3 separate regions of the Mus musculus genome follow, and all the other regions are linked to region 2. The links are chromatin loops, found by intact Hi-C in ENCODE. Cell type or tissue: heart. All regions are shown on one strand. Region 1 has its middle 78 kb from the start of Gm14634. Region 2 holds the start of Med14 (mediator complex subunit 14). Region 3 holds the start of 1810030O07Rik (RIKEN cDNA 1810030O07 gene).

Evidence for each region. Peaks named below come from ENCODE experiments on the same cell type or tissue, not always from the same donor. Only the 100,000 strongest peaks of a DNase experiment are listed, where the experiment ranks them.
Region 1: a loop joins it to region 2, with 2.4 times the contacts of the local background. A loop is called at or near these places in 11 of 42 quality-filtered maps.
Region 3: it touches region 2 in a loop (4-fold over the local background); 6 of 42 quality-filtered maps call a loop at or near these places.

The regions. Positions count from the first base shown.
Region 1 is chrX:12,835,976-12,843,975 of GRCm38, reverse strand. No RefSeq gene overlaps it. Among named protein-coding and RNA genes, the nearest start is that of Gm14634, 78 kb to the right of the region's middle. In heart, CTCF peaks have their summits at 3,958 and 4,160 (motif pointing right); DNase peaks (open chromatin) are centred at 3,575 and 5,935; H3K4me3 peaks cover 1,228 bases; H3K27ac peaks cover 1,767 bases.
Region 2 is chrX:12,757,014-12,765,013 of GRCm38, reverse strand. It overlaps Med14 (mediator complex subunit 14), which reads left to right and starts at 3,041. Exons shown (of 31, transcript NM_001048208.1): 1 at 3,041-3,547. The coding sequence starts at 3,315. Gm14634 (predicted gene 14634) reads right to left here and starts at 2,736. Exons shown (of 5, transcript NR_045852.1): 1 at 2,028-2,736. In heart, a CTCF peak has its summit at 3,164; a DNase peak (open chromatin) is centred at 3,123; H3K4me3 peaks cover 4,183 bases; H3K27ac peaks cover 4,133 bases; H3K27me3 peaks cover 1,747 bases.
Region 3 is chrX:12,668,632-12,676,631 of GRCm38, reverse strand. It overlaps 1810030O07Rik (RIKEN cDNA 1810030O07 gene), which reads left to right and starts at 2,993. Exons shown (of 7, transcript NM_175141.6): 1 at 2,993-3,306; 2 at 3,472-3,606; 3 at 6,986-7,105. The coding sequence starts at 3,091. Med14 (mediator complex subunit 14) reads left to right here. Exons shown (of 31, transcript NM_001048208.1): 31 at 1-1,261. In heart, no CTCF peak of the experiment used is centred here; DNase peaks (open chromatin) are centred at 3,011 and 3,301; H3K4me3 peaks cover 1,542 bases; H3K27ac peaks cover 655 bases; H3K27me3 peaks cover 653 bases.

The sequences.
Region 1 (8,000 bases), 79 kb before region 2:
GGAGTAGATTTGATTAATATACATCATATGTCTATATGAAATTCTTGCTGGGCAGTGGTGGCGCATGCCTTTAATCCCAGCACTCGGGAGGCAGAGGCAGGCAGATTTCTGAGTTCGAGGCCAGCCTGGTCTACAACATGAGTTCCAGGACAGCCAGGGCTGCACAGAGAAACCCTGTCTCGAAACAAACAAACAGAAGGAAATTCTCAACAATTTAAAAAAAGAAGGAAGGAAAGAAAAACGTGTCCTGTGTCCCGCTTCCTGCTCTTTCTCTCTCTGCACTCTTTTCTGTTCTTAACAATTATTTTATTTTAGGTACATGAGTGACTTGTGTGTGTGTGTGTGTACCATGTGACTGCCTGGTGTCCTCAGAGTTCAGAAGAGTCTATCAGATTCCTTGGAACAGGACTTACAGATGGTTATAAGGCACCGTGTGGGTGATGGGAACCAATCCTGGATCCTCTATAAGAACTAGTGCTCGAAACTGCTATGCCATCTCTCTAGCCCTTCCTCTGTATTTTTAATACATCAACTCAGATTCATATTTGGCTCACTCTGAAATCCATCTTTGCAAAAGCCATGAATCCTGGTGGGGATTCTGGCTAGGGATTTCTGAATGCAGCTCTTCAGGCAGCTGCCCACCTGGGATGGAGCTGGGCATCTATTTCAGGAATAAGAGTTTCTTAGTTTCAGCCCGGGCAGTGGTGGCGCTCGCCTTTAATTCCAGCACTTGGGAGGCAGAGGCAGGTGGATTTCTGAGTTTGAGGCCAGCCTGGTCTACAAAGTGAGTTCCAGGACAGCCAGGACTGCACAGAGAAACCCTGTCTCGGAAGAAAAAAAAAAAAAAAAAGAGTTTCTTAGTTTCTTGAAAGCTCATATCAGTGGGTTACGGATGTGGCTCAGTGGTAAACTGGAGGCTTACCCTGCACCAGGGAACCCTGCATCTCTTTAGCCCGAAATAAACAGACAAATACATATAATTAAAAAAAATTATACAGTGTAACCTGCCAATCAAACTCCTGGTATTTATCCTAGAAGAAAGAAGGTTCCCGCCCATGCAAAGCCCATACAGAAATGTTCATAGCACCCATCTATAATAACCTAAAACTAAAAGCAACTAGGTTCTACCTCAGCAGATAAGTGGCCAGCCAGAATGTGGTACTCTGGACCACGTCATTTTCACTAGAACAAGTATTCTCCCTGGTTTTAATTATTTTGGGACAGGTTCCCATATAGTCCTGGGGTGGCTGAGGCTAGCCTTTAACTCTTGATCTTCCGGCCTGTACCTCCTAAATGCTAGGATAACAGTGTGTAACAGCATACCTGACTTATTCAGGGCTAAGAATCAAACCTAGAGCTTTGTGAATGTTAGACAAAGCACTCCACAAAAAGACCTATAATCTTTACTTTGATGTAGGCGAAAATTATTTTATTAATAATATTTAAACAATTTATTTTTATTGTGATGGATATATAAGTTTACACAAAGGACCAAATCATGCAGACACCTAAAACTACATCCAGTACCATGTTCAAGAGCTCACACATTCACACCCAAGTAACACTGGAAAATGTTATTTTCTTCCTTTTAAAAAGTGTGTGTGTGTGGGGGGGGGGCTGGTGAGATGGCTCAGCGGTTAAGAGCACTGACTGCTCTCCCAAAGGTCCTGAGTTCAAATCCCAGCAACTACATGGTGGCCCACAACCATCTGTAACAAAAATCTGATGCCCTCTTCTGGAGTGTCTGAAGACAGCTACAGTGCACACACATATAATAAATAAATAAATAAATAAATAAATAAATATTTTTTTAAAAAGTGTGTGTGTACGTGCGTGCGTGCTCGTGCAAGCACTTGTACATGTGTGTATGTGAGTGTGGAGGTAAGAGGAGGACACAGGGTATTCCCCTCCATCACTATGTGCCATATTTCCTTGAGACATATTCTCTCAATGAGCCTAGATTTGGGCTGAGAACCTCCAAGCCCTGGTAATCCTCCACCCATCCCCACCCCCACCCCCAGCACTGAAGTCAAGTGTATATGGCCACATCCAGGCTTAAAAAATAATTGTATGAGCCGGGCATGGTGTTGCACGCCTTTAATCCCAGCACTTGGGAGGCAGAGGCAGGCGGATTTCTGAGTTCAAGGCCAGCCTGGTCTACAGAGTGAGTTCCAGGACAGCCAGAGTTACACAGAGAAACCCTGTCTCAGAAAAACCAATAATAATAATAATAATAATAATAATTGTATGTATGTGTATGACGTGTGTTCATGTTTATATGTGAGGGGACACACATATGGAGGTCAGAGGACAACTTTGGGTGACTTTCCCCCTTGTGACTTATAGTGACATTGGAAGCCTATTAAAGGAAAACTATTCTTGGTCAGGAGAATGGAATCTCTCTCTGGGTAGAGACATGGCATTGTCCCTTGAATTAATCCAGTTGGCCTGCTTATTATATAATCCAGTGCTCTGGCCAAGGACCACCCCTCAGGAAGTCGGGTTCACTGGATCTATGCTAGAGAGACAGGTGGAATAATGAGCCCTTTAATCAGCTGATGTATTTTCCCTCCCCAAAGCAGTTGCTAAGGAGCTTCCATGAAGTCTATCAAAGTATAAATTTTCCTTTTTCTTCTTCTTCCTCCTCCTCCTGTTCATGGAGCCTAGGTAAGACTGGTCTACACAGTTCCAGGAAAGGCAGGGCTACGTACAGAGACCCTGTCTCAAAGCGGGGCAGGGTCAGAAAAAGGAGTTTTAGTCAACTTGACCACCTTGGGAAAAGGGACAAAGAAATCTGTCCTCTGTTCTTGTGTCGTCATGCTTCCACTCCCATCCTCCACTGCTTCAGTCTCTCCAGCAAGGTCACCTGACAAGACAGAACCTGGTCTCCATTTCAGCTCTCAGCCTTCCCTTTTCTGAGTATGAGGTTCCTAGGGAAATTACAATGTTAAGAGTGTCTGTTGTTTCAATAGTCTGTTTGCTACAATGTCTCTTTCCAATATCCTCTTTCCTGCCTAGCAGGCTGGCTACAAATGGGTGGTGGTTAGGCGGGGTGGTGGTACGGTGGTGGTGATGGTGGGATATTCCTGGGGCACACCTTTCCTCCATTCCAAGAAACCGACCATGGTCACTAGCTGCCCATCAATTTAGTACCAGATTCTCAGACCGGACTAAGGAGATCAGTCCGTGCATTTGATTTCAGAAACCGTGAGACTGGAGGTCATCGTGCCCCTTTCACTGGAGAAATGGTGGGAAGAAAGAAACGCGTCATTACAATCGTTAAGGCTGTCTCTTTGTCCTTGGTGATACAAACTAGTTTGCTGAATTGGCTGCTGTAATGAAAAAGGGGGTGGGGGGAGAGATTGAGATTTTTCCCAAGCGTGGGAGGTAATTACTGGAGAAAGGTTGCGCGTCTGCGGCGAGCAGGTTACACCACACGAACAAGAAAAACGCGGAGCATTTTTCTAGCTAATAATGCCCATCCAAAAGCAAAGGGTGGGAGGACCCTGCGGCCCCGCAGGCCTGTGCTGCCGACAGCAAGCTGCTTGGACTGGATCCAGGATGCTGCTGGCAGCTGCCCATTGCTCACACGGAGGGGGAAGGGGTGGAGACTCAGCTGGAGCAGGAACAGGGCTGCAGCTCCTTAAACGCCCCAGCTTTTGCAGGCATTGTCATTCCAAATCCCAGCTCCCTTAGGGACTTCGTCCAAGAACTCAGGCTGGCTGTCTTTGCTATTTAGGACTAAAATAAAATTCCCTGCTTCTGTAGGATGATTTGGTAGTAGCTCTGCGTAAATCAGCTTCTAGCCCTTTAAAATTTTTTCGTTCTTTTCTTCTCTCTGGTCTGCAACAGATGCTTGAAATTCCTCTTTGGCAAAAGGAATTCTCCTTTGCAGCCTTCGCTTTTAAATGCAAATAAGGCCGTGTGGGGAAAGTGAATCGGTTTGTCTGAGGATAGCATGTGGATGCTTGCACAAACATAACACGAAATGAAAATGTTGTAAAGGGCTTTATGGGGGGGGGGTCTGCCTGCAAGACCACCACCAGTCTAGCCCGTTGGCAGAATAATTCCATTTGGTCACATGCTCACTTAGGCACTTTTTTTTTTTTAAATCACTTTCAATTATGTCTGTAAACGCCAAGTGCAGGTGCTCTCAGAGGCCAGAAGAGGGCATCAGATCTCCTTTAAGCTGGAGCTACTGGTAGTTGTTGGGGAAAGGAACTCCAGTCCTCTGTAAGAGAAGTAATATTCTTAACCACTGAACCATGTCTCCAGCCCTCCCCAAACTTTCTAATTAAGGGTTACTAAGTACAATAAGTTTGAGATAAGAACTGCCCCACCCCCTGGCATACCACACCTCCCCGTGGGCATGGGGTGGGGGGGTCCGCTCTCGAAAACACACACACACACACACACACACACACACACACACACACAGTTCCAGTCGCTGAGCCAGGCCCTGCAGGTACAAAGAGATGGTTCCTCACAGAGAGGTTCAGGGAATCAAATGTGTAAAGAGAGGGCAGTTACAGTATCAGGTTTCTGTTAGAACCATGCTGACCTGGCACATGCAGTGGAGACTGGGTTAGGTAGTCACAGAAGGCTTCTTGGAAAGGGCATGTCCTAGTGTTAGAGAAGCGATATGCTTTCTCAGTGAGAAATCAGTCCTCAAACTAGAGGTGAATGAAAGCTCTTTAGTAGCGGTTAGCCAATTGGGGTTAATGCCCAAATAAGAACTGACCCCCATCAGAAGGTTTCTATAAACTTTAGGATTATACAGTCCATGAACATTGTCATCCTTAAATCTTTTTTGAGTCCTAGCTCCAGGTTACACTTTAAACAATTTAAACACAGACAGGAGACTGTAACTTTGGTCCCTTAGGCAGGGAAGAGGTTCACACAGCAAAGATACTGCATATTGCTAGAATTATTTTTAAGTACACCAGTGGTCTTTCTTTCTTTCTTTCTTTCTTTCTTTCTTTCTTTCTTTCTTTCTTTCTTTCTTTGAATAATTGTTCCAGGTGGGTCATCTTGTTAGAGGTATTCTTTGGGAATGAGAATCAGGGATTAATGACTGGTTGTATATCAGAGGTGTCTCCTTGTTGGGAATAGGGTCTAATATCTGGAAAAAAAATTTACACCCTAGTATCCTAAATTTGTTTGTTTTTCAAGTCAGGGTTTCTCTGTGTAGCTCTGGCTGTCCTGGAACTCACTCTGTAGACCAGGCTGGCCTCGAACTCAGAAATCCTCCTGCCTGCCTCTGCCTCCCAAGTGCTGGGATTAAAGGCATGCACCACCACTGCCCAGCTCAAATCAAACTCTTGTGTGAATCTGTTTTGTGGTGTGATCTTTGCATTACCTTAGCCCTGACCTGCCAAGATACTTCTCTGCCAAAACCCTAAGAGGCCTGGTTCACATACCTCCGGTATTTTGGAGGCAGTGCTCCCTTAGCTAAATTCCATGTCTCCTAAGCAAATCTATTAACAAATTCTTTATAACACCATTTGTATTTGTTTTGAACTTTGATCTCATTAGTGTGGCAGGAGATCAAACTGGAGACTACATCAAGATTAACATAAAGGTTAATCTTAGCGCTCCAGAGGCAGAAGCAGGCTCATCTCTTATTTTGAGGCCAGCCTCTTCTACTTAGTAAGTTCAAAGCTAGCCAGGACTACATAGTAAGACCCTGCTAAAAGAGAAAGGAGTGAGGAAGAGGAGATTAACTCATAAAAGAAGCCAGTTGGGGAAAAAAAAAAGGCAGGAAACCCTTCTCTACTTCAGCTTCACACAGCTAATGAAGAATGTTTATGGCAGGTTGCAAAGAAAGACTGCAAACCTTCTAAGGGACTAGAAATTAGCCAGTCTGAGGCAGCCAGGGAGAGGAACCATGATTACATAATAAATGTGGCAAACGTCCAAGATGGCTGCCTTCTGCCTCACCCCACTGACCTGCTGGCAGCTTAAAATAAAGGCCTGGTGGGCTTTTTTTCCTCCAGCCAGTAGGGCCCCCTCCTGACAGACTTACTTGTTTAACAAGCTCAAGGCCAGATCAGCACTGTTTATATCAAAGATTTGGGCTTATCCTTTCCAATTGACCAGCAGTAAATTGGGGGGTGTGTGTGTGTGTGGGGGGGGGAGCCTTACAAGAACAAAGCAGGAAAGTCCTCCAGGAAAGACTGGACTGTGAGCGTCCAGAGGGCCCTCCCTGCTGGATTTCTTCTCTTGTCCCCAATTAAAAGCCAGTCTTCGGCAGCTCATTTTCTCAGCAGTGTTGGAGATTTTCCCTGATGCATTTGATGGTAGCTTATAGATGATTCTACTAGGTTCCTGCCAGGGACCTAGCACGTGCCACTGCCCCCTACCCCTGTGCTTCTGTTCCAGGCCCACACTCCTCTCCTCTGTCCTTCTCTGTGCCACCTCCTCTTCTCTGGCCTCATGGCTCTGCTTGCAGCTGTCGGTCTTTCCCAGGTCCTCACATCTTTCCCTTCCCCCAATAAACTCCCTTTGTACCAGCTCTGTTGCATGGGAGTCATTTCTCAGGGGCATGCCTTGGCATGGGCCTGCCAGGTACCCCTTGCCACATTATAGTTGATAACACTTGAGATTTTCCCTGACATTTGTTTAAATGACAGAGAAAACAAACCCAATCAAGATCCCTAGAGGGACCAGTCATCCCTGAGCTGGAGGAGAGAGAGGAGGAAATCCCTGGAACTCACCATCAAGTGATAGAGAAGAAAGAGTAAAACCACTGACGTTAAAAAGGAATTACTACTGGGCGGTGGTGGCGAGCATGCCTTTAATCCCAGCACTCAGGAGGCAGAGGCAGGCGGATTTCTGAGTTCGAGGCCAGCCTGGTCTACAGACTGAGTGCAGGACAGCCTGAGATACACAGAGAAACCCTATCTGGGAAAAACCAACAACAAATAGACTTGTCTTCTGCACACCCAAGGCTGACCTATTGAACCCTGCCTAAGGGGGTGTGGAGAAGCACCTCGTGTACACAAATAAAAAACCTTAGCCAGGCGCATGTTGGCGCACACCTTTAATCCCAGGAGGCAGAGGCAGGGGAATTTCTGAGTTCGAGGCCAGCCTGGTCTACAAAGTGAGTTCCAGGACAGCCAGAAACCCTGTCTTGAAAAACCAAACCAAACCAAACCAAACCAAAAAACCCAGAAGCTCTCAGTTCATTTGCTATGATGATTTGAGTCAGTGGTCTTTCTCCCCCATCTTTGAGATCACCATTTGCTTAGGAGACATTAGCTCACATATAGTAGAATTGAGCTAAGGGACAGTGCCTCCAAATTATCCCAAGGATAAGTAGTACACAAACCAGGCCTGTTAGAGACCAGGCCAGGATGGAAGCATTAGTTCACTGACCAGCCATTAGGTTCCATTTTCACAACAAAGAACATGCCCCTACCAGGCAGCTCGAGGGGGCAGTGCAGGCCTGCCTGTCTTAAAGAATCTAGTTCTGTTCTTGAGAAAAGCATGATTTTGTTAGGTGGGCAAGAGGACCTCAGGTGACAACTATTGGAAAAAGTACACTGGTGTACTTAAAATAATTCTGGCAGTATCTCCATGTGCCTTAATGGCCAGACTTGCAGTCTCCTGTCTCTGCTTAAATTATTCAAAGTATAACATGGGGCCAAAACCTAAAAGAGCTTTAAGGATGACAGCATACATGGACTACCCAAGCTTAAGGTGTATATAAGTTCGAAAAATCATCTATTCAAGGCCAGCTCTTCTTTGAGCATGTGGTAGCTTAAAAGAAGATGGCCCCAAAAGGCCCACAGGCAATGGCACTATTTAGGAGGTGTGGCCATGTTGGAGTATGTCCCTGGGGGTGGACTTTCAGGTCTTAAGACACTCAAGCTAGGCCTAGTGGCTCATTATCTCTTCCTGCTGTCTCTGGGTCCAGTTGTAGAGCTCTCAGCCCCTTCTCCAGCACCATGTCTGCCTGGACTCTGCCATGTTTCTGCCATGACCATATGGACTGAACC
Region 2 (8,000 bases):
ACTAGATTCTTGAACGTCCCATTCACAGTTGCCCATTGTTGGGTTAGTTGTACTGCAGACTATTAATCACTACAATAAATTCCCTTAGTACATAGAGACATTCTGTAAGTTCTGACTCTAGAGAACCCTGACTAATACAGTCTTCTAGAATGGACATGAATAAAAAGTATACAAATGATGAAGATGGTGAGCAAAAAGAACCCTTGTATACTGTTGGGGAGAATTCAAAATCTCCACAGGCACTTTGGAAAACAGCATGAAGGACCTAAAATCACTAAAGAGATTACTGAGTCAGTAATTAAATTTTCTGGGTATACATTAAAAGGGAATGAAATTACTATGCCACATATCTGCACAACTCTCACTTTTTTTATTTTTAATTTTTTTTTTTTTTTTTTTTTAAACAGCAAGTTTAATTTCTTTTTTTTTTTTTTTTTTTTTTTTTTACTTTTTTTTTTTTTATTTATTTATTATATGTAAGTACACTGTAGCTGTCTTCAGACACTCCAGAAGAGGGAGTCAGATCTCGTTAGGGATGGTTGTGAGCCACCATGTGGTTGCTGGGATTTGAACTCTGGACCTTCGAAAGAGCAGTCGGGTGCTCTTACCCACTGAGCCATCTCACCAGCCCTATTTTTAATTTTTGAGACAGGGTTTCTCTCTGTAGCTTTAGCTGTCCTGGAACTCATTCTGTAGACCAGGCTGGCTTTGAACTCAAAGAGATCTGCCTGCCTCTGTCTCCTGAGTGCTGGGATTAAAGGTGTGTACCATCACCACCATGCTAATGCTTTTTTATTTTTGAGGCAGGTTCTCATATACTCTACACTGGCTTTGAACTCATTAGGGCGTTGAGAGCATCTTTAGCTCCTGGTCTTCCTGCCTCTAATTCCAAAGTGTTTCAATTACAGCACTACACTGGACAAATACAGCATTATCCATAATAACCAAGATACAGAAATAACCTGTGTTTATCATGGAGAGAAATCAAATGGATAGAAAAGATGTAGCTGAGTGGCAGAGAATGATAGGCATAGCTCTATCGAGGTCCTGTGGTTTATCTTCAACACACCCACAAAAAAAATGTGTGTGTCTCATCATGTACAGTGTCCTAGCATTCAGGAGTGAGGCAGGGGGGATTTAGCTTACAGTCAGTCTGAGTTATACTGTGAGACTGTAGACATGTCTATTATATATCATACACAATGAAATGTCACCTGCAACAACATGTATGGATCAAGAGGACATTACATATTGTCAAATAAGACAGGCACACAAAGCCAGTATCTCTTCTCACTTCAAGTGGAATCTTAACAAGTCCAATTCACTAAAGCAACAGTAAATAATTTTTATCAGATGCTGAGGGCAGAGAAAAGGGAAATGTTGCTCAAAAGATACAATGTTTCAGTTAGGCAGCAATATGTTACATAGCGATGTTAGTTAATATCCCAGATATAGAATAACATCTCCTACAGATAAGAGTGAATTTTAGTTGGACATGAGGTGCACACCAATAATCCCAAATACTTAGGAGACTGAGGGAGGGGATCACAAGTTATCATTCTAATTTACATAGCAAGTCCCAGGTGAGCCTATGTCATTTAAGGAGAACCCAACTCAATAAAAAATAGCTGGGGATATAAAGGCAGAATGTTTGCCTACTATAGGCAAGGATTTGGTTGGATTCAATCCTTAGTCCTGCAAAAGGCAATGTTGTGGCAGGAGGTGGTGGTATATTCTAGCTGTCACCACAAAGAATAAAGTATGAGAGGTGATCAAAGTCAATGAGTCCGATTTGTTCATTCGGGAGTGTATTCATGCACTGTACCCCATAAACATATGCAATTTAACACTGTACCCCATAAATACATGATTTATCAATCTGAAAAATGGATGAGGTAGTGGAGGAGCTTGTGATCCCAATTACTTTGAGCTCAAGAGCTAAAAAATGCCAGCCCCGACAACACAGTGAGACCAAGAATCAAGAGCACTGCAATTGTACAAGTGGAGAACAAAGAGAATTGTCTAACCTTACGATCAGCATGAGCATCTGTTACACCTGCGAGAGATGAAGCTGCAAAACGATGTTTAGGTAGGGTCACAAAAATAGACGCTTTTAACAGTTAATTTTTCCGTGACTTGTGCGTGAGAATAGCTAGGTTACTAAACAAAAAACAAAAATAAACGCACACAAAAAAACTTTCGAAGCCCAGACATCACGAAAGACCAATTGCTTCCGAATCTATGGAGGTGGAGGGAACCCACAGACATGTTTAAAGGCTTGCAGTTCGTTTCAAACAGAAGCCAAGATTAGAAAACAGACAAAACATGTGGATTTTGGGAGAAAGAGGCTGTAGTTGGAAAGATGAAAACCCAGGCAGGATAGGGCGGCTACTGCAAGGGCAGGGACAAAAGCCAAGAACACCAGCAAAGGATTTAAGGACTACATGTGTTTCAATGTTGGGCTTTGGGTGACAGCAAAGGCGCGGCACACAGGAGACTGCATTCAAATGACGTTATTGTGTCGTTGCTCTTGTCCCACAATTGACAAAAAAAAAAAAGGAAAAAGGAAAAAAAGAGACTGTAACGTTTTCTCCCACGCGTCGCGCCAGGGTCGCCTATGGGCGGAGCGTGCGTTGGACAGTCACAGCGCGCGGTCGCCGCAGGCCGCCTTTTTGGGGCCCCGAGAGGAGAGACGGGTGGTTTCTCCGCCAACCCTTCTCCGTTCACCGTCCCGCTGCGGTCGCCTAGGCGGGGAAAAAGAGCGCTTAGGGACCACTGACGTTACTGTGACGCGGCCGCTGGACTGGCGGCGCGGCTTCCGGCGCCTTGCGCCCACCCCCCTTTCCGCTTTCCCGCCCACGCACCTCCTGGCTCCGCCCCTCTCCCACGCACCCCCTCCTCCTGTCCCCCAGAACAGCACAGCGCGGGGAACGGTCGCAGGTTGCCTTTGGAAAGGGCCTCCCGCGGGTTCCCCTTCCGTTCTGCCTGGCGACTTCCGCTCTCGGCCCAGCAACATGGACGCTATAACCCGCCGGCCGGGCGGCCGCTGAGCAGTCGCGGAAGCTTCCCCACTTGAGTGGCGGCCGGCCCGCCTCTCTGCCCTCCCGCCCCACGCTCGCCTCCCTGCGGCCGGCCGGCCCGGCCCTACATGGGGGCGGGCCTCCGCAGCTTGGGCTCGGCTTCCTGTTCAGAGGCGGCCTGGCGCTAGGCGGCGGCCACTCTGCCCGCGCCCGCCTCGGTGCGGTCACCGAGCCCGGGAGGAGGCTCCAGGGCCGCATCTCAGGCGGTTGCCCCGAGCCGGGCTGTACGCCGCCATGGCCCCAGTGCAGCTGGACAACCACCAGCTGATCCCTCCTGGCGGCGGCGGTGGCAGCAGCGGCGGCGGAGGCAGCAGCAGCGGCTCCGCGTCTGCCCCGGCTCCCCCGCCGCCCGCAGCCGCTGTGGCGGCGGCAGCTGCGGCGGCAGCTAGCCCTGGATACCGGCTTAGCACGCTCATCGAATTTCTGCTCCACCGGGCCTACTCGGAGCTTATGGTGTTGACGGACTTGTAAGTGCTGCGAACCCATGCCTGCTTCCCGGCTCCTCACTTGCCCTTCCCGCCTTCAAGAGAGGCTTATGCTTGCCATTTACTGAGCTAGGCTGCTGAGCGTAGAATTTGGAAATTCATGGGGTTTAGGTTCTGGGGACAGGGAGGAGGTAACTATTGGGGATCTGGTTGACGATGAAAGCACGGAGACTGGTTAGTTTCGCATGTTAACACTTGCGCTGAAGATTGTCTTTGGGATTTTTGTCTTGAGTTCCCAACAGAAGTGTATTAATTTCTATGTGGAATATTTTCTAAAAACCTAAGTCGAAGAGTAAGCATTGAGGACTACGTAGAATTCGAACTGAACGGGATTTTCAACGAAGGGAAATGTTTTACATCTTTTTTGACAATGTTTTAAATGAAGGTTGCAATTGTTTCTCTTAAAATGCCGGAGGTCGATTCTGTGTAAAACAATTACATTATAAATTCTGATTCTTTCTGCAACATTTGAAAGCGTGTTAAGTCTTTATGGATGTAGTGAAAGTAGAATACTTTTTTTCTAATGAGCCTCCGGGTTTCAGTCTAGTTACCTATGAAATGCCTTGGGGCGTGATTAGGGTGTTAATACCTTCAGAGTACAAGCCGACTACACGGATGGTTCACTATGTGAATAAAAGGTACTAGGAAAATTTGAAACTCTTTAGCATCTTCTACCTGAGGTCCATAAAAGTTTTCTTTTTACCTATTGTTAGGCTCCCTCAGGTTTCCAGGGAAATACGTTAGTATGTAGACGCTAGGATGTATCTTGCAATACTTTGTTACTGGAGAATTACATTGTACATGACTAAAAGAATTAGGGCGGGCTTCACTTACTCTTGTAAAACATTCCCTTTCAGTTTTGATGTACAATATTTTATTGAATGAGACAAAGCTTAACCTTATCAAAAGTGGTGGCGGTATTACTATTCTCCTTACTATTGAGACGGGGTCTTCCTGTGTAATCGGGCTGGTCGCTAACCTTCAGTTCTGGCTCAGCCGCTTTAGTGTTGGGATTACAAGTATGAGCCACTACACCTGGCTGAGATTTTTTTTTTTTAACACACGATTTCCTCATCTAGTAAGAGCTAGGATTACAGGTGTGTGTACGTCCCTCACCCCGTATGGCTTCTGACTGAGTGATCTGTCAAGCTTAGTTCTTGTAGTAATGTACGTATATTGCATGTGTTCATAAGAATTCAAGACAGTTTAATATATGTCCTGTGCGTAGCTGTGGTAAAAAGACTGATCATGGATCATGTGATTGGTTTTCTGTAAAGAATTTGTAAAAATGTATTGAATTGTGTTCTATTTTTAATTTTAGGATTTAGTTTATGGAGAGAGATCTGTTTTATTGATATAGAATAATCTATGTTTAGTCCCCCCCCCCCATCATTTGTATGACTCCTAAACATATCTCAAGCACAGCCCTCAGCTGAATTCCACATTCTGTGTCCAGATCCTTACAGCTCAATATCTAACCCAGAAGCTGTGTTCAGTGAAAAATAAGAGATTTGTGGCCCAGGGTTTCGGAAGGTAAAAGCAAGAGGATCACAAGCTTTAGGCCAGACTCAAAGTACAAAGTGAAACTCTAGTTTCAAAAAAGATTCCATAGCCAAACATGGTGGTGCATGGCTTTAATCCCTGCAGAGGCCCCACGTGCATGCCAGTCTTACGTTTGAGACTAGCCTGGTCTATATATAGCCAATTCTAGGACATTGAGGGCTACATAGTAAGACCCTGTCTCAGACTAACCACCCCCCCACCCCCGTCTAGAAAAAAAACCACAGGGAAAAAAATGTTTAGAATCGCTTCTCTATGAGAGAGAGCATAAAATTTGTGGCTAAACCAGGATACCTTTGAACATGGGGAAAATGTTATAAATATAGTAGTGTATATCTGTAGCCCTAGCACTTCAGAGGTCAAGGCAGGAGCATCAGAAATTAAAGAACAGCCCGTAGGCAACATAGGAAGTTTGATGTCAGCTTGGGTTGCCTGGCATTATATTTCAGTAGTAATAATGATAATGCACATTGGTTAGGGAATGTAGCCTAGTGGTAGAGCGCTTGTTAGGTCCTGACTCCCTCTCTCCAGTGCTACACATTTTTTTTTTTTAAAGATAGAACAGCAAGCCTACACTGGGACTACGCTGTACCAACCAGAACATCTTTAAGGCCTTGGGAACTTTGCCTTACCTACTTTACTTGTTTAATTCATATGCTAATAGTCTCATTCTGTTCTGTCAACCTTCTTGCTGTTTCTCATAGTTCTTCACACAATTTACAATTGGATAATAATGCCTTTTGTTCTTTTTCCAGAAATATAAGTGGTTTTCCTTCTCTTTTCCTTTAGGTCTTAGCTCACATAGAACATAGATCAAAGACTTTCTCCAAGTGCTCACAGAATAGTATTTGCACCCATCCTCCTCTTTTGTTTTCTTTTTTTCCTACAGTGCTCATTCCTTGAGACATCATTAACATATTGTGCCTTCTCCTTGGAATAGGAAATTCAGGAGAACAAGGATTTTGATTTGTTTTGCTTTTCCACATGACAAGACCAATGCCTGGCATGTACTTGGGGGCTTTTATTTAGTACACGAATGAACGAATTTTCAGATATGTCTCAATTTTTTTTTTTTTTTTTGTTTTTGGAGACAGGGTTTCTCTGTGTAGTCCTGGCTGTCCTGGAACTCACTTTGTAGACCAGGCTGGCCTCGAACTCAGAAATCCGCCTGCCTCTGCCTCCCGAGTGCTGGGATTAAAGGCATCAGCTATGTCTCTTAAACCATTGATGATTATGGGAAAAGCAAGTGCTATTCTTGATACTTAAAACAACAACAACAACAACAACAAAACCCTTTCCAATTAAGTGTCAACTAAGATGACAGGGTTTTGTTTCTGAGACAGTTTTACTCTTCTCTAGGTTAGGTTGGCACAGAACTTTGTATATTTTTCTGCCAGCATATTTAGGTGATTTGGTTTAGCATCAAATTTCTAGATTTTTTTTTTTTTATGCCTGTTCACCTCCAACATACACCGATGCTTTCTGCCTTAATATTTTAGGGGCATAGATTCTATTCTTTGCTTTTTACCGCTTGTTTGTTTGTTTGTTTGTTTTTGAGACAGGGTTCTCTGTGTAACCCTCCCTGACTGTCCTGGACTCGGATTTGTCGACCAGGCTGACCTCCCAACTCCTGTCTGCCTCTAACATGGCCTGGGATTAAAGGTGTGAGCCACCACACCTTTGAACCTTTTAAGGTCAGAAAATGGACATAAACGTTTACTAAAATGTGGCATAAATATGCTTGTTCTGTACTTTTTTTCTTTCATCATTTGTATCTAAGAGCTTTTTCTCCATGTGGTGGGTTTTCATAAAGGAATTTAAAATAGAAGTGTAAGCATTGGGAGAAAAGGGAGGCAGGCAGCAAGTCCCGTCTTTTGTTTTAGAAATGCGGACCTTTGTTGGTGGGAGCTGATCCTTTCGGGTCTCTGGGGACAGGTAGGAGCTGGAAGGATGGTTTCTGCCTTCCTATTTACCCCTGAGCTCTACTCTACCCCCATCCCCCAATCCTCACTTTTGTCACTCTTGAGAACAAGGCTTCTCTGGGAGTACTGTGAGGGACTTTTATCATGTAGAGGAACTTTTCCAGGGCCTGCTTTTATTTGCAATCTTTGAGACTGGGTCTTACTTCACACATCTTTGGCTGGCCTTGAGGTGTAGTCCTCTCCTCTCAGCCTCCCAGGTGCTTACGATCACAGGTGTATGAGGTACCATATCTGGTTCTTATTTGTAGCCTTATAATAGGCCCTTAATTTCTACTTGGCTTTGTGATATACTAGCCTTTTTAGTCTCTACTTAGTTTAAGCCTTCCCCTGCCCCGGACCTCTGGCTTGGTGTTCATCAGTGTCCTAAAGCCCACCTCTCTCCTAGAAATTGAACCCTGGAATGTGCTATGCAGGTTCTTTACCACTGACCTATACATACCCGTACTCCCTGCCTAGGTTCTCTTTCATTCTGCTCATACCTGTAGCTTCCATCTACCTCAATGTCTTCCCTGAGAATAAGACAACTCACTTTAGTAGTTTCCCCTCCCTCTATTCTTTCCTGTTTGGGTGGTTGTGTATGTGGGGGGAAGAACATTAAGCAGCTGGGTGCATTTTTCAGGATCTGATAATTGCTGGGCAGGTTTGACAGGTATTCAGGCAATTGAGTCTTGCACCATGAGCTAGAAGATACTGGAATGCTGGGGGGCGGGGGGGGTGTTCAGAAATCTGTTTCAGACCTTTCCAAGCATTAATGGAGTAGTATAATTTATGAAGGAGAAAGTTAACATAGGTTGCTAGCAATCAGTACTGAAGAACTAGCAAAAAGGAAATAAACACTATTGGAGCTACTTAAAAATAGTATAAACCCTTCATCTAACCACCATGCAAAGTTA
Region 3 (8,000 bases), 88 kb after region 2:
TTCCCCAGCCCATTTGGGGTTGTTCTAAACAATCTCAATTTAATCTGTCGTCAGCAAGACAATAGGACGTTTTGCTGGTCACAACCTAGTCCAGTCATTTAAAAAGTCCACAGTGCAGTGCCTGTCCAGTGTTCAGTGGAGTTTCTGGCACTGGTACATCTCAATAGGATTTCTTTTTAAGAGTACTGTACTGTCTCTTGAAGCCAGTCAGGGACTTTTTAAACTTTAATGAATATGGTGTGATTCAAATGTCTTCTGATAACTTGATGTTATTTGGAGGAGTTTTTGTTTTGTTTTGTTTTGTGTGTTTTTTTAAATGATAATATCATGCTGAGTTATCTAGACAATGTATTATCCTTGATGAAATTTTAGATGTTTGTCTGATTACATTTTAAGATGATTGAGCTTCTACAAGTATAACCATGAAATTCTAGTTTTTTAAGTATCTTACTGCAACTGTATCATGTGTTCTCCTCAACTTGGCTTGAGTCTCCCTTGCAGTCAGAGTTGAGGCCTTCTTTGTCTTCTTTGTCTCTTTTCTGCTTTCATCTCCTGCTTTTCACCCAACTCTGCCACTGTTCCAGAGTAGGTGACTAAACTTTGATTCTTCCTTTAGCTTAACCTTTTTCTCCTTCTGTTTCCAGTTCTCTTCACAGTACTAATCACATGGGTTCGGCAATCTAAGATGTCTTGATCAGGAGTCAATCCTTTTCTATTTGGAGCTGAATCCTAGCTTTCATGTAGAAATCTACATGTATATACAAGAAATGTATTTTTATCTGCAGGATGATATTGTTTCAAATAATTTTATTAATAGAATTAACTTTTCAGGTATTTTCTCTTTTAAGTGTGGTTTTAAAATGTTAAATGAATTTTTATACATGATGCATTCAATGGCTACTTTTTTCCTAATTATAACACCTTTGAATGCATTGTGTAAATCAAGTAAGATAGGATTCAATGAACAGAATTTGATTTTGATGCTTATTAAGAGTAAACCAATGAATTTGAATTTTGATATCATGCTTGGTACTTGGAATTGGTATATACTTTATTAAAGCTTGGAAATACTTAGCATTTGAATCGTAACTTTCACCACGAACCATGTCTTTTGCCTCTTTTGTTAACCAGATTCAATCAAAGAAACTGGATGCCATAGTGATTTTTCTCTAGTAGGTGGTTTGGAACTTGATTTTAAGGTGTTTTCAATGTGATTTTAGTATTTACGGTAATAAATAAAATTTATACAAGTTTCAGAGAACTACCAACTCTCTTTGGTGAAGATGTTTTGGGTTGTAATCCTGGCTTAGTATTAGTTCAACCCTGAAAGAAGACATCAGTCCTGATTCACCCTTTTCCCTTTTACATCTACAAAAATTTCATTTCAAAAAGTATAAAAGGACTTTTCACGTTAAGAGAAAAGGGGGAATGTCATCAAAAATAAGGCCACTTAGTAACTGCAGGGACTGACTGTTGTTTGACAGTTAACGGACTTAAGGATAGGCATACATGGTTTTTCTGCCATGTTTTTCCCCTCCAAGAGAAATTCCAATTAAGCTTTTTCTTTCTTTTTTTAAACAAGACAGGGTCTTGCCATGTAGCCCAGGCTGACCTTGAACCTCCTAAGTCCAAGTGACCCACTTCTGAGTACCAGGAAAACAGGGCTGTTCCCTACTCCCAGGCCCCCCTTTCAGTTGTTCTTGATACAAAGTTCATACTTACAGAAAATGTTTTAGTCAGAAAAAGGAAAGTCCTAATGTAGACTTCATTCAGAGGTGGGTTTTTTTTGGAATTTTTGATTTGATTTGATTTGATTTGATTTGATGGGAATAGGGTATTTCCCATCATTTGCTTTGAATGGGTCTAATGTTGAGGTTAGTAAGACAAAATTGGTATATACTTTATTAAAGTATTACAGAGCCTGCCTACACTGACTGTACTTTGAGTCTTCAGATCATCACATCTGGTCTCTATTTTTTATAAATTGTCCCCACTTCCAACTGGCCAGTGGTTTGATAAAATGTCCAATAATGTAAACAGTGGATGAAAGAGCATATTTGCGTCAATATAAAATAAGTTAGCATTTACTCAAAGCTTAATGTGTGCCAGGCATCATTGTAAGTGTTCCCATCTGTATAAATGCTCCTCACCACACTGTGAGGTAAGTATTAATAACCTCCTCTTACAGATGATAAACCGAGTTACAAAGAAGGAAATAACGTCTTAATAATATTAAAATTAGGATCAGCCAAGATCAAAACACAAAAAATTGAGAGTTTGAGCCCAGAGCTAGTGGTCCTTACCATTGCCTGTGCAAGGCTTCTCTGTTTACAGTGTTCCTTCCGACTCTTTTGATTCCATACCACTTCAATATGTTTGCCAAGGTCAAAAAACCTCACTCAAAGCATCTAAAACATGTTTTCTCACTTGATGTTGACAATCTAATGCATTCTGGTCTGTGTAGCATATGGCTTCCCTGTGCAGCTGAAATAACCCTTTTCTGAGCTGTCCAAATCCAGGAAGTACATTATCCCTTTTGCTTCTTCCTGCCAGGTACTCTAGTTAAGGAGTTTCTGGTCCTAGTGTCACTTTAACATATGTACTGGGGAGCATGGCACACAATACAATAGGCCCCCTGCTTCAGGTGAGGGTAAGCATGTTATTGATACCCCGAATTTGCTGTTCAGTGGGTTTAGGGATGAGTTAATTTTGTAGAATTGCACAATGCAAGGAACATGTCATTCGAGAAACACACCTTGAGCATTCCTCTTTACAATAAAAAGGTCAGCACATCAGGAGGGGATCAGGTTGGTTAGAGGGTTGGCAGGGTATTCAGGAATAAAAATTAAAGCTTTAAAAGGATTAGTCTAAATGTTCCATGTCCACAAACCAAAGCGGTTCCTTTAAGCGGGGGTGGAGCTGCCACTTCCTGGAGCGGAAACAGTGGCCAGCCTCTAGCCTCTGAAGTGTACACCGCACAGTGACGCTAAACGTCTGGACGTTTTGGGGGTTGGGCTACGCCTGCGCTGCGTGGGAGCATCCCAGGGTGCTGCGCGTGCTTACCGCCGGCCCCGCCTTCAGGAGTAAGACATGGTGGTGTCGGAGCTGGCAGCCCGCCTCAATTGCGCCGAGTACAAAAACTGGGTGAAAGCAGGACACTGCCTGCTGCTGCTGCGCAGCTGCCTGCAAGGTTTCATAGACCGTGAAGTGCTCTCCTTTCACCGTGGACTGCTGGCTGCAGTCCCTGGCCTTGGACCCCATGCTACCTGCCGCGGCGGTTCCCGGTGCAGCCCGCGCGCTCGCCAGGTGAGCTGCTGACCCCGAACTCGGGCGCGTCTCCACAGCTTGTCCCCCTATTCCGTATGCTTGCAGTCTTTTTCCTTCCCGGGGCGGGACTGCTTCCTACTTCCGGGGTGTTCCTGTTTTGCTGCCCCGCCCACCCCAGTCCCTCCTCACCTCTGCCCTCTGTAGTTTCAGCCTCAGTGTCAGGTATGCGCAGAGTGGAAACACGAGATCTTGAGGCATCACATCAACAGAAATGGAGACGTGCACTGGGGAAATTGCAAGCCAGGCCTCTGGCCCAAAGACCCTTGGGAGGTAGCCAAGGTAAGTACTTGTAGCCTGGAGGAAAGCATATGAAGTTGCTCCTGGTGCCCCAGGGTGGAGGGTGGGTTTTGAGTGCAAGCTGGGACTTCAGAAAGTACAGAAATACTAGAAGATAGGTTGGTTCTCTGGGGTCTAGTGGCGTAGTGGTGAGGGGATACTAGAGTGGACCCATCTAAGCTCAGTAAAATAAACGCCTCTGTTTCTTCGCTTCCTGCAGGCACTTGAGTTTTATTGTAAGACGCTGTCTTAAAATAAGGGGAAAAACAATACAGGCTGAGAGACATGGAAGAACAGTTAAGGTTTACTTTACAGCAGACTTTAAAAAAAGGCTTACTTTTGCTGTGGCGTGCGTGCCAAGAGGATGCTTAGCTAAGGTATACATTTTTAGAAGGTAGAAATATTAGTTATGAGGTAGGGGTTGTTAGGCCTGTGTTTAGATTTTGTCACTGTGACTTAATGCCTAGTCTGATTGGGAATTTGCTTGGATTTCTTGATGTTGCCTGGAAGCTGTGTAGTGAGTGGAGGGAGGTGTCAGAAGTAGCTTCCAAATGCAAATTGACAAATTGCTTTACTATTATCTTGGTTTGTGCTAGCTAGTTTTCCGTCAGTTTGACACACCTGGCTTAAAACCACCTGGGAAGGAGGGAATCCAAATAAAGAAGACGCCGCCACAAGATCAGCTTGGAAGGGAACCCACTGCTGTCACTTCATTCTTGACTGAGCCTTAATGCCTCTCTCTGCACTTTGGTTCCTGGAGCTATCTGTTCCTGCCTTCCCTCCCCAAGCTCTTCTTCCCATTTCCCCTCCTTCACCCCAGCTCATGCTTCATGGAGTTGATGGAACCCCAGACACTGAGTTCCTTGTCCTTTCATTGAACCTATAACTCTGCATGTGTGTGTGTTTCTTCTTTTTGCTACAAAGTGACTTCCCATTTGCCCTGTCCCTCCACTTATATGTCGAATCTCATCCCTTAAATCTTTAGCTGTCCACTCTTCTGTTTCCTGGCTTATTCCCATCACCGTACGAATAGCTTTACCATTATCTTAGTTTGTGCTAGCTAGCTTTCTGTCAACTTGACACAAGCTAAAACATCTGGAGAGGAGGGAACCCAAATAAAGAAAATACCTCCACAAGGTCCCATTGCTAGCAAGCCGGTAGGACATTTTCTTTGATTGATATGAGGAGTGCCCAGCCTGTTGTGGGTGGTGCCATCCCTAGGCTGGTGGTCCTGGGTTCTATAAGAAAGCAGGCTGAGCAAGCCAGTAAGCAGCACCTTTCCATGGCCTCTGCATCAGTTCCTGCCTCCAGGTTCCTGCCCACAGTGATAGTTGCTTACAACTATCTGACTCAGAACCTCTGACTTACATACTTCATAGCTATATTTATAACCACTTGGAAAATACTTAGAAAATAAAATTGTTGGGAAGGGTTTTCTCTAAACTCCTACTGTCTCCCCATTTATCTATCAGCTGTCTTTACATCTACTTAGCAGAACTTCCTCAAGAGGACTTGATGCCTGGTACTCCTTAGCTCCCACATGTTCTTCAACTCATGCAACCCTGGCTCCTGGCCCTGGCCCTGGCCCTGCCCCTGCCCCGCATCTGTCCCTGACCTCTGTTCTCCAGCCTTCTCCCTCCTCTTTCCAAGGCTAGCAGTGTAACCCAAGACCTTACACATTCTAGGAAAACACGCTTAATCCTGAGCTACACCCCAACCCTGGGTTTATTGTGTCTTGGTTCTCCTTCCTCTACTTCTCAGCTATTAGGTTTGCAGGTATGCAGCATAGCTCCTAGCTTCATCGTTTTTACCTATCAGGCATGTACCACTCACCACCGGCACTTGGATTTAGACACTCCTGCCTTTGTGACATCTCTTCCTCCTCCTCTAGCCTCTCTGGCAATGACCCTTGCCCTTGTAATTCAGAGCTACAGATGTGCTTATTCCAGGTGTTTCCCTAACCCCTCTGCTGCGTCTCCTCAGCAGTTGGCATTTAGTTCTGCAGTGGGATTTACCTACCTGATTCCTTGCCAAATAATACTCTCCTTTCTTTCTTTTTTTTTTTTTTTTAAATAAACTGGCTTTTTTTTTTTTTTGGCTTGTGAAATGTCCTTAATTTGTTGATGTAGCCAACAAATTTCAAGTCCGCTATGCAAATGGCAGAAAGAATCTGTTCAACAATTAGCTTTTGAGCTCAGTTTCATAAGGCTATATGTGAAAATATTCTGAACTACAGGTATTAAATACTGAAAAAAATGAACAGTTTATTATAATTTATTTTATTTAACAAACTGGGAAGTTTGCAGCCATCAGCAGTTCCAGTGCAATTTCAGGTGCAATTGGGAATTCAGGTATTTCAGTGGAGCTGTTAGTATAGCGGACCTTGTAGGTAAACTACTCGCCCAGCATGGCCTGCCTGAGTTCATTTCTCCAGCTCCAGCCCCTCAGTGAAGAGGTAGCGGAAGGCTGTGGGACTTTCATAGGGGTTTCTCTGCTGTGTGTTTACTGAGTGACACATGTCGGTGTGCAGCGCTGTACGGAGGCAACAGAGGCTCCCTGTTAGCTTCTGATTTCAAAAGAAAGGGAATAATTACCAAAATAAAACTAATCTGTCAAAGACAATTAATTGTTTGTATTAGCAAGAACATATCGGGTAGAAGCTATTCTACACTGGGGATGTAAAGCTAGGCCAGTTTAGAGGCATTGATGGACCGTCTGTGTTTTCCCTTCAGCAACAGCTGAAACGGGCTGTTGGTTTGCTTTAGTCTCCTTATATTAGTTACCTGGGTACACTGATTTCTTTGTTAACCTCTGTAGCATCCCTAATAGAGAAATATGATGACCATGTGTTATATGTACACAAAATTCTTTTGACTTACGTGAGGCTCAAGCATGGTGTTTGTTCTCTTGGCATGACAGCTGAATAACCTTGAAAGCAACTCTCCCTGTGCCTACTGCCAGCCTTTGGAATATCAGTGTGAACAGTCCTGTAGAAAGCATCGGAGCTACTTCCTGACTGGATTGCTTCCAAACATTCCTTTTATAGTTCAGGGTGTTTGAAGCTATCCGGGCCTACCTATTGAGCTCCAGGAGAGCCAGGACTATAGAGAAAGACCTTATCTCAAAAAAGCAAAACAGAAGGACAAGAAGAAAGCCAGTTTATCAGCTCTATGCAATATTGCAGATGGATAGTGCAGCCCCGCCATTAATGCCCTGCTTAGGGGCGATAGAACTTGCATTTTGAAGTCATGGGGTTCTAGCTTGAAGCTTCACGGGATAATAGACCCTTGAAGTCATCAGTTAGGAAATTGGGAAAGAATTTGCCTCTATAATACTCAGAGTTCAGGGACACTCAGGTGACCTAGTACCTCTCTTACTATAGGCCTTCATGCCCCGAGGACTGGCAGACAAACGAGGACCTGAGGAATGTGATGCAGTTGCTCTTTTAAGTCTCATCAACTCCTGTGATCACTTTGTGGTTGACCGGAAGAAGGTCACAGAGGTAAGAGCTTTCAGACTCAGAACTGTCCACCCATGCAGTCTGGTCAACACTAGGAAGGCTACAAGGAACCTCCTGTGATAATAAGCCAGCCACACGGTTGTAGCTTAGCAGCACTCAGAACGGCAGTGGCAAAGAAAGACTTGAACCCAAAGTGGGCATCATGGACTAAGCAGCTCATGGACCTCATTTCATGTGTACTCTGTATGTCTGAGAATCAGACTGAGTGTTAGCAAGTGTAGCCTTACACTTCTCTGGAATTACTTTCCTGACAGTTGTTACTATGATTGTCTTAATCACTATTCTATTGCTGTGATCAGACACCGTGACCAAGGCCACTCATATAAAGGACAACACTTAATTGGGGCTGGCTTACAGTTCAGAGGTTCTGTCCATTTTCACCCTGGCAGGAACCATGGCAGCATGCAGGCAGACACAGTGCTAAAGAAGGAGCTGAGAGTTCTACATCTGGATTGGCAGGCAGCAAGAGAGAAACTTTGGGCTTGGAATGGGCTTTTTGAAACCTTAAAACCCACCCCCCAGTGACACACTTCCTCTGAGACCACACCTACTCCAACTAGGCCATACCTAATGCCATAGCCTATGAGCCTATAGGGTACATTTTCATTCAAAACATCACAGCGCTGTTGGCCATTTGAGTAGATGGAAGTCAGATTTATCTTCTCTGCCATAAACAAACGTAAAGAAATTTTCTGTATAAAAATAGGTCTGGGGCTGGAGAGATCGCTCAGCGGTTAAGAGCACTGACTGCTCTTCCAAAGGTCCTGAGTTCAAATCCCAGTAACCACATGGTGGCTCACAAACCATCTGTAATGAAATCTGATGCCCTCTTCTGGAGTGTTTGAAGACAGCTACAGTGTACTTATATATAATAAAT